2 separate regions of the Homo sapiens genome follow, and region 2 is linked to region 1. A link is an interaction called in ENCODE POLR2A ChIA-PET data of the cell type or tissue named here. Cell type or tissue: OCI-LY7. All regions are shown on one strand.

Region 1 (5,000 bases):
GTCAGCCTCCTGAGTAGCTGGTGCATACCACCATGCCTGCTTAATTTTTTTTTTTTTTTTTGAGACAGGGTCTCACTTTGTCACCCAGGCTGGAGTGCAGTGGTGCAATCTTGGCTCGCTGCAGCCTCCACCTTCCAGGTTCAAGAGATCCTCCCACCTCAACCTGCTGAGTAGCTGGGATTACAGGCACATGCCACCATGCCCAGCTAATTTTTGTATTTTTAGTAGAGATGGGGTTTTGCCATGTTGGCCCGGCTGGTCTCGAACTTCTGAGTTCAAGTGATTCACCCACCTTGACCTCCCAAAGTGTTAGGATTATAGGCATGAGCCACTGCACCCAGCCAATTTTTTTTTTTTTTTTCTTAGAGACAGGATCTTGCTTTTTTGCCCAGGCTGGTCTCAAACTCCTGGGCTCAAGGGATCCCCCTGCCTAGGCCTCCAAAAGCTCTGGGATTATAGGAGTGAGCCACCACACCCAGACAAGCAGAAGAATTTTGAATTAAATGATAGGCCAGGCGGGTGGCTCACGCCTATAATCCCAGCACTTTGGAAGGCTGAGGTGGGTGGATCACTTGAGGTCAGGAGTTGTAGACCAGCCTGGCCAACATGGTGAAACCCCATCTCTATTAAAAATACAAAAATTAGCCAAGCATGGTGGCATGCACCTGTAATACCAGCTACTCAGGAGGGTGAGGCGGAGAATCACTTGAAACAGGGAGGCAGAGGTTGCAGTGAATTGAGATCGTGCCGCTGCACTCAGGCCTGGGAGACAAAGCAAGAGCCTGTCTCAAAGAAAAAAATAAATTAAAAAAAAAATGATAGACCATCCTTTATTGGCAGGCTGATCCATAAACTAAATAATCAAAAGGAAAAAACCACACAAGTCTTGAGAGGATATAAAGTGAGTGTGCGGCCGGGGACGGTGGCTCACCCTGTAATCCCGGCACTCTGGGAGGCCGACGGGGGTGGATCTCCTGAGCTCAGGTGTTCAAGACCAGCCTGGCCAACATGGAGAAACCCCAGCTCTACTAAAAATACAAAAAATTAGCCGGGCGTGGTGGTGCATGCCTGTAATCCCAGCTACTCGGGAGGCTGAGGCAGGAGAATCACTTGAACCCAGGAGGCGGAGGTTGCAGTGAACCAAGATCGTGTCACTGCAGTCCAGCCTGGGCGACAGAGCAAGACTCCGTCTCAAAAAAAGAAAAAAAAAAGTGAATGTCCCTGGTACAGTGTACTTTCAAAATGGTTCCTGTCTGTGAATTTATGCAAATCAAGCTTCTATTAATGAAGACTGAAATGGAAATGAAGAGAGAGAAGTTTTTCTTTCCATTTTTGTAAGTCAAGATCGTTTCCCTTCGCAAAGGGAACAAAAAGAAAGGGTGATCGCGTGTCAGCCCTGGACGCCCACTTCCCCACGTGAGGCAGGCTTCTGGCCCCTGCGATAGTTTCTGGACCATGAAGAGAAGGCCTCTTGGCCCTGAGGGTCAAATTGACTAAAGAATCAGCAGAGGCATCTGCAAGAGGATGCCCCAGAGGGTGCCTTCACCTCCAGATACACCTTCACTTTCTTCAAATCGAAGATTTTTCCATGAAAGCCTGTTTAGGGAAAAAAAAAAAGTATTCCTTCTTTTTTTTTTTTTTTTTTTTTTTTTGAGACACAGTCTCACTCTGTCACCCAGGCTGGAGTACAGCAGCACAATCTCCGCTCACTGCAGCCTCCACCTCTCAGGTTCAAGTGATTCTCATGCCTCAGCCTCCCGAGTAGCTGGGACTACAGGCTCGAGCCACCACACCGGGCTAATTTGTGTATTTTTAATAGAGACAGGGTTTCACCATGTTGCCCAGGCTGGCTTTGAACTCCTGGCCTCAAACGATTCACCCTCTCAGCCTCCCAAAGTGCTGGAATGACAGGCGTGAGCCACTGTGCCAGGCCTGAAAAAAAAAAGTATTCTTCCCCATCTAAAAAGGAGAGTCTGGCTGGGTGCAGTGGCTCATGCCTGTAATCCCAGCACTTTGGGAGGCCAAGGTGGGTGGATCACCTGAGGTCAGGAGTTCGAAACCAGTCTGGCCAACTTGGTAAAACCCCATCTCTACCAAAAATACAAAATTAGACAGGCGTGGTGGCATGTGTCTGTAATCCCAGCTACTCGGGCAGCTGAGGCAGGAGAATCGCTTGAACCCGGGAGGCAGAGGTTGCAGTGAGCCAAGATTACACCACTGCCCTGAGGCCTGGGTGACAGGGTAAGACTTCGTCTCAAAAAAATAAATAGGTGGGGCGCAGTGGCTCACACCTGTAATCCCAGCACTTTGGGGGGCTGAGGCAGGTGGATCACCTGAGGTTGGGCGTTTGAGACCAGCCTAACCAACATGGAGAAACCCTGTCTCTACTAAAAATACAAAATTAGCCAGGCATGGTGACGCATGCCTGTAATCCCAGCTACTCAGGAGGCTAAGGCAGAAGAATTGCTTGAACCTGGGAAGCGGAGGTTGTGGTGAGACGAGATCACGACATTGCACTCCAGCCTGGGTAACAGAGTGAGACTCCATCTCAAAAATAAATAAATAAATAAATAAATATAAAAAGGAGAGTTATCATGAAATTTTCAAAGGGGCACAGATGAGAAAATAATTGTTGGTGTCTGTGCAGCCCTGGGCAGGGGAAGACATCCTGATTCTAGAAGGCTGCTGCCGGTTGTCTAGACCAGAGTTGTCAACCTCAGCACTCCTGACATTTGAGGCCAGACCATTCTTCGCGGTGGGGGCTGACTGTGCACTGTAGGATGCTTTGCGACATCCTTGGCCTCTACCCACTAAATGTCAGCAGCAACCCCTATTTTTTTTTTTTTTTTTTTGTGGAGATGGGGTCTTGCTGTGTTGCCCAAGCTAGTCCATCTCCCAATATTGACAACCAAAAATGTCCCCAGACCCAAAGTTCCCCTGGAGGCAAAATTGCTCCTGGTTGAGAGTTACTGGTCTAGAATGAAACATGCTTAGTGGTCACACACTCTAGTCTATTCCAGTTCTCTGCTCAATCAGCAGTTTCCTCATTGCAGGGTGGTTTCCAGAGCAGACATGCCCAGCCGAGCAAAGGCAATTCATGACGTCGATGATATTCAGATTTCACAGACCCTTCTTTCTACCCCTCCCCCAAGCACTGCCCCACCACACAGTATTCTTTTTTTCTTTTTAATTTTTCTTTCGATTAAATAGAGGTGGGGTCTCACTATGTTGCCTAGGCTGGTCTGGAACCCCTGGGCTTAAGCAATCCTCCCGCCTTGGCCTCCCAAAGTGCTGGTATTACGGGCCTGAGCTACTGTGCCCACCTGATACACACTATTCTTTTTCTTTTTTTTGAGACGGAGTCTTGCTCTGTCACCCATGCTAGAGTACAATGGCAGGATATTGGCTCACTGTAACCTCTGTCTCCTGGGTTCAAGTGATTCTCTGGCCTCAGTCTTCTGAGTAGCTGGGATTACAGGCATGTACCACCATGCCCAGATAATTTTTGTATTTTTAGTAGAGACGGGGTTTCTTCATGTTGGCCAGGCTGGTCTTGAACTCCTGACCTCAGGTGATCCACCTGCCTCGGCCTCACAGTGCTGGGAATACAGATGTGAGCCACCATGCCCGGCCTACACACTATTGTTGAAATGCAAACAGGTCCCCGCCATTGGTATAATACAACCCTCTCCCTCAAACCCCTATTCCAGAAACATTTTTGTTTAATCCCAATTGCTGTCTTAAAGAATCAGTAATGGCCAGGCACAGTGGCTCACACCTGTAATCCCAGCACTTTGGGAGGCCCAGGCAGGCGGATCACCTGAGGTCAAGAGTTCGAGACCAGCCTGGCCAATGTGGCGAAACCCAGTCTCTACTAAAAATACAAAAATTAGCTGGGTGTGGTTGTGGGCACCTGTAGTCCCAGCTACTTGGGAGGCTGAGGCAGGAGAATCACTTGAACCCGGGAGGCGGAGGTTGTAGTGAGCCAAGATTGCACCACTGCACTCCAGCCTGGGTGACAGAGCAAAACTCCTTCTCCAGAAAAAAAAAAAAAAAAAAAAAAGAATCAGCAAAGACAGCATCAGGCCCACTAGGAAGATCTCAGAGATGTTTTCCACAATGAAATTGACTCCAGGATTTGCTTCCAAAACAGAGAAGTCACTCGCAAGCAGAAAGCAGATACCTGGCGTAGGTGGGTGAAGGCCTGCTGGAATGCGCTGACGGGCTGGTTTTGATCTGGGTCTAGGGAGAAGAGCACTTTGGGTGCCGTGAGCAGGCTGGTCTCCTGCAGGAGCCTCGCATTCTTCAAAAGTCCTTTTAATTAATTAATTTTTTTAGAAACAGGGTCTCACTCTTTCACCCAGTCTGGAGTGCAGTGGCACGATCATAGCTCACTGTAGCTTCAGTCTCCCAAGCTCAAGTAAGTGATCCTCTCCCCTCAACCTCTGGAGTAGCTGGGACCGCAGGCGAGCACCACCACACCTGGCTAATTTTGTTTATTTATTTATTTTTAGAGTAGTTCTCACTGTGTTGTTGAAGCTGATCTCCGAGGCTCAAGCAATCCGTCCACCTCAGCCTCCCAAAGTGCTGGGATTCCAGGCGCAGTGGCCACCGTGCCTGGACACATTTTGTTTATATAGAAAAATATTCTGGAAAGAAACAGCCTAAACCCAGGAGGTAGCCCTTTTTCTAATATTTTCTTTTTTTAGAGGTGAAATTCACATAACAAAAAGTCAACCATTTAAAAGTGATAATTGGCCGTGCACGGTGGCTCACGCTTGTAATGCCAGTACTTTGGGAGGCCGAGGTGGGTGGATGACTTGAGGCCAGGAGTTCAAGACCAGCCTAACCAACATAGTGAAACTCCGTCTCTACTAAAAATACAAAACTTAGGCCGGGCACGGTGGCTCACACCTGTAATCCCAGCACTTTGGGAGGCCGAGGCGGGCGCATCATGAGGTCTGGAGTTCAAGAGCAGCCTGGCCAACACGGTGAAAACC
Region 2 (5,000 bases), 560 kb after region 1:
GCCAACAGCCACCAGACCGGGTCAGAGCAGGAAGCCAAAGGGCTGCCAGAGGAATGCCATCAGAAAGAATGAAATCAGACTCGAAACCAGAGAATGAAGGAGAAAGCAGCTGAGAAAACTGTGTGATACCAACAGGCATCATTCGGTTTCCTCTCAAGAGAATAAAAAGGACTGGGCAACAGGAAAAACTCAACTACAGGAAATCACAGAAGAAATGAAACATGCCCCCCGAGTGGTGTCCTCTGGGCCATCAGGGACGCCAGGAACAGCTCCCTTTGAGTGGGCACCTGGCTCTACGGTGAGTGGTATCTACATTCCTGTCATGGTGCTGGTCGCTGGTAGTTAACTTACAGAATCACCCTGTAGACAAAGCATGAAAGACCAACCCAGGCTGGAGAAGCAAAGCTATCTGTTACCAAGGTGAAGGAAGAGCTGACCAAAGTTTGAGGGAAGCAAAGTGGAGAGGGCAGCAGGGTCCCAAATGGTCCCCACAGCTTCCTCCTACAACACTAGAGACCAGAGGCATGGATAAGGATCATGAACAAGAAACCCACGCTGTAAATATGCCAAAGGTAAAAATCCAGGAACTGAAAATTGTGATCAACTACCAAAAATGGACAGTGAGAGAAGGAAGGAAGAGAATGGTGTGAGCTGCATCCTCATCCATCATAGGCAGAAGGCAGGAGATAACCTTTGATCTTGACAAAATAATCACCAATTTAAGAACTTGGCAGCACCCACTAGAAGACCTAAAAGCAGAAAAAAGTGAATTAATAGTGGCTGCTTTGGGGAGTGGGTCTGGGAATAGAGAGACAGGACATATAAGCCCCTGAATACTTGCTTTAAAATACATATATATATGTACTATGACAATTTGAAAACAAAAGACTAAAAATGTACAACTATGGTCACTAGAAAAGATAGCCCTTCTGTGTCCTTGGAGTCAGACAGAAAACGCTTCTGGCCAATTTGTAGCTAGAATAAATAAGACATTTATCTACATTTATTTTGATCCAATCTCCTGACATTTGCCACATGACTGCTAAATTACTTCTCCATTCCATACTTACTAACTTTAAATCATAATGCTGCTCCCCTTCTGGCTCAACCAATCATTCAAGAACTTTATTTTAAAAAGCTGAACTACACCTCATTTTTCTAGTGGAATTTTATTCTGAGATGAGGCAAAATCTAATATTTTAATAAGTATTTTCCTCTGCATAAACTTAACAATGCAACATCAAATCTTTAATTCAAGCCTTCATTCTCATGCTGCCCCGGACAGAAAAAACATCCAAAAACAAAATGCTTAATTTCATTTAGCAGCATGAAGAATCAACACTATTGCTGGAGAGCTGAGGTGTGATTGATTCCTACAGTCTTGGCTAGTGTCTTCAGGACACTGCGAAGGCCACAGCTGGAACAAGAAAGGTGGTGGTCAGAAATACCCATGTCTACCTCACAGCCCGGGAGTTTCTGGGAAAGCACCGTCCGCACCCTGGGAAACCCGTCTATTCATGCCGCTTCTCTCCTGTGTAGCCATTAGGGTTAAACTGCAAAAGAACGGCTCAGATGGGCCAGATGGCAGCACAACAAACAGCTCCTCCCTCCCCCACTGCCACGTGCTGCAGCCATGCTTATGTGCCAGGGAGGCGGTGTGCCAGGGAGGCGGCTGAACCCCTTGCTCTTTAAAAGAATGGCCACTGGGGAGGGCAGCAGGTTGTCCCTGCCGGCAGCCTGAGCACAATGGAGACAAACCAGAGGGGGAGCCGCCCTGACACACCACCCGGTCGCTCGCCCTCCTCGCCCATTGCCAGAGGGGCACCCGGAATCCATGCCCACAAAGGTTAATCTGCAAGGTGTCCGGCTGGCAGTCAGGGGGACGGTCCAGCATCAGCCCCATCACCATTCCTTTCCAGGGTTCCAATTTAATGAAGAGGATTAAAGTGACAAAAACAACAAGGCGCTATTGTGCTTGGCTGTGAATAGGAAAGCCACACAAGGGAAGCTTTCATTTATTTATTTATTTAAATGTTGCTTTGCAGATTTTAACAGTCGGCAGAAACCCAGAGCTGAAATGGGTTCCAGCCAGTGGCATACAAAGGAGGACTGTCTTAAAGGGACAGAGCCCTCTTTCCAAGCCAGAGGACGATACATGAGCACACGGCGGGCTCTAGTCTAAAATCCTGCAACCCGCGCTCCACCGGCCACAGGCAGATGCCCGGGGATATGCCATAAAGTTCCACGGAAAACGCAGCTCTCTGACAGCAGGTTCTGCTTGGCAGACACATAGCAGCTGCCAGGACCACACTGTCCTAAATCCCCGTGGGTACCGTCAAATGAACGTGTCCAAGGCATGCTTTAGGACCAGGATGTCTCTTTGAGGTCATCCAGCTGGCACCAGACCCCTCTGCCTAGCTTTCAAATACATCACTTGCCTTATTTTTTTCCACTATAATGATTAACCAGCATCCTTCTTACAGCCTCTGCCTTTCAATGGATAAAAAGGTCCATATTTAAACCAACAATGCGGGGAAACATTTTATAAAGTAATTAAGGAGTGAGCCCTCATTTGCGGAGAAGGTAAATATACAAAAGGTAACTACCTTAGTCAGAGTTGCTCCCAGGCCAAGGAGGTCATTGCCATTTCCTTTTCATCCCCTCCAGCTGGCCTGCTGCCAACGGGTGCCCTCCTGCTAATCACGGCCACACCCCTTTACAGACCTGGAAGTTTCATAAACACTGAATACACACACACACACACACACACACACACACACACACACACACACACACACGCTCCTTCTCTCTTAACCTTAAGCTCTGCCTAAAACAGCAGTGGCAGTAATGAAATAAAGCACCCAGCTTTTCTACAGCCTCTACAGAAACTACCACCTGCTCAGAGGAGAACAACTGGCTATTTACAAACCAGGCTTTGGGCTCAAAAGCGCGCATCTGGGAAACCATCTTGTTCCTCCAACCTCCAAAGATACAGTGATCATGGCGTGAGGGCTAAGAAACTCCAAATATCCTGAGCACTGGTTCCAGTATTCAGCACTTACTCGCCACATACCTGTGTCAATCCTACTAGTCAGACCTTAAACAAACCAGCGTGTTCACCTCCCTCTGCACTACCCTATGGGTGTAAGTCACTTTGTCTCCCAGAAAATCCCAGTGACTTATAATTTGAAAAACTTCAAAATACTGGAAACAACTCAGGCTTTGGAGACATACCAATGTTCAACAAACTGCTAATCTCTCTGGGCCTCAGTTTTGTCCAGCTGTAAAATGGCACTGCAGTTATTAGCACTGTTGTGAGGAATGCGTGATGGAAAAGATAAAGCTGTGAGCACAAATAGGTGCCCAACAAATGCCAAATGTCTTTCCTTTATCTGCATACCCAATTCATCTTCCTCTTTTGCTTCTTTCTAACAATGTCATCATTGACGCATTCAGCCTGCATTTACTGCTTGCCTACTAGGTGGAAGGCAGCGGGGGTACAACACTGAAGAGACAGATCTGGTTCCTTCCGGCAGGAGCAGCAGTCCCTGGAAGCATCCACTGAGAAGGTGATGACTTCAGGTGTGCATGTTAACGAGGGATCATGCACAAGGCTGTATGAATCCACAGCATGGGTGCCTCACCCAACTTCTGGGACGGATCCGGGGACTGCCACTCTACAGGGAGTGGTCTTGGGTCCTAAGCCTAGCTTGGGGCCACACTCACCAGCTGGATGACCCTGGGCAAGTTACTTCGGCTATCTGTGCCTCAAAGCAAACAGTAAGCTAAGAGGTTGCTTCCTGAGCAGAGTACTGTTTAAAATGACTACAGCTTTTATATCACTTGGGGAACATACAAATGACCCACAATAATACAAAATCTGGTAAGTTAAAAACTATAGGATAAGAAGGCAGTGCTGTGAGGCATGGCTAACAACTGCAGGTAAGGCAGCAAACAAGAAAAAAAAACAGTCGAGGAGTCAAAGATAAAGTTCTTACAGATCATTACTGCAAGTGGAGAATGGCTTGGTTTAGGGGAACTTTTTTCCCCTCACTGAGAAAAGTAATTTTCAACTTTCACAAAACTCCATGCTGACATTACAAATATGTGGGGTCAGATCTTTAAGGCAGGGATAAGAATGCAACCAAAATCCAGTGTATCTTTCAGGTAAAATGTAACGGAAGAGAGATGTAAAGCAAACAGTTGTAATGATACCAGGATTTTACTGGAAGCCTGAAATTTTGAGACAGTCCTCAGGATAAATGTTAGGATCAGAGGATGAAGAAAGATGGATGTAGCAAAGGGGTGTGACTAGAGCAGGAGGCCCAGGTGACACTTTCTGCCAATAATACACTGAAGAGTTCACACCTTCACACAGTCTATCTACTTTGGGAAACCAATTAAGTTTCCCACTCACTGAGTCAGAAACACAGTAATACTTTTCAAACTTAGTACCTTAAAAAGGAAGGAAATTCTGATGTATGCTACAACACGGATGAACCTGGAGGACATTAAGCCAGTTGCAAAAGGGCAAATACTGAAGGATTCCACTGATAAGAGGCCCCTGGAGTAGTCAAACTACCATAGAGACAGACAGTGGGATGGATGTTGCCAGGGGCTGGGGAGAGGGGGAGTGGGAGAATGAAGGTTTAATGGCGGGTTTCAGTTTTGCAAGATGAAAAAGTTCTAGAGACTGGATTGCACAATAATATGAACGTATGAATGTACTACTGAACTTAACAGGCTGAAGATGGTACATTTTTTGTTATATGTATTTTACCACCATTAAAAATAAAGGCCTGGCATGGTGGCTCATGCCTATAATACCCCCGGCACTTTGATTTGTTTTTTTATTTGTTTGTTTTTGAGATGGAGTCTTGCTCTGTCACCCAGGCTGGAGTGCACTGCCGCAACCTCAGCTCACTGCAACCTCTGCCTCCTGGGTTCATGCAATTCTCCTGCCTCAGCCTCCCCAATAGATAGGACTACAGGTGCCTGCC

Evidence for each region. ChIA-PET counts read pairs that join two places held together with the same protein. Peaks named below come from ENCODE experiments on the same cell type or tissue, not always from the same donor. Only the 100,000 strongest peaks of a DNase experiment are listed, where the experiment ranks them.
Region 2: POLR2A ChIA-PET joins it to region 1 with 7 read pairs; 1 of 35 experiments calls an interaction of 5 or more read pairs at or near these places.

What each region holds. Positions count from the first base shown.
Region 1 is chr17:78,152,292-78,157,291 of GRCh38, forward strand. All of the region lies in intron 2 of C17orf99 (chromosome 17 open reading frame 99), which reads left to right. Among named protein-coding and RNA genes, the nearest start is that of C17orf99, 8.4 kb to the left of the region's middle. RefSeq lists enhancers at 1-40, 41-617, 2,964-3,343 and a silencer at 2,074-2,143. In OCI-LY7, no CTCF peak of the experiment used is centred here; DNase peaks (open chromatin) are centred at 737, 1,320, 2,710 and 3,030; H3K4me3 peaks cover 680 bases; H3K27ac peaks cover 1,309 bases.
Region 2 is chr17:78,715,471-78,720,470 of GRCh38, forward strand. The region is part of intron 1 of CYTH1 (cytohesin 1); the gene reads right to left. Among named protein-coding and RNA genes, the nearest start is that of CYTH1, 64 kb to the right of the region's middle. In OCI-LY7, no CTCF peak of the experiment used is centred here; DNase peaks (open chromatin) are centred at 131, 1,591, 2,801, 3,461 and 2 weaker places; H3K4me3 peaks cover 4,769 bases; H3K27ac peaks cover 5,000 bases.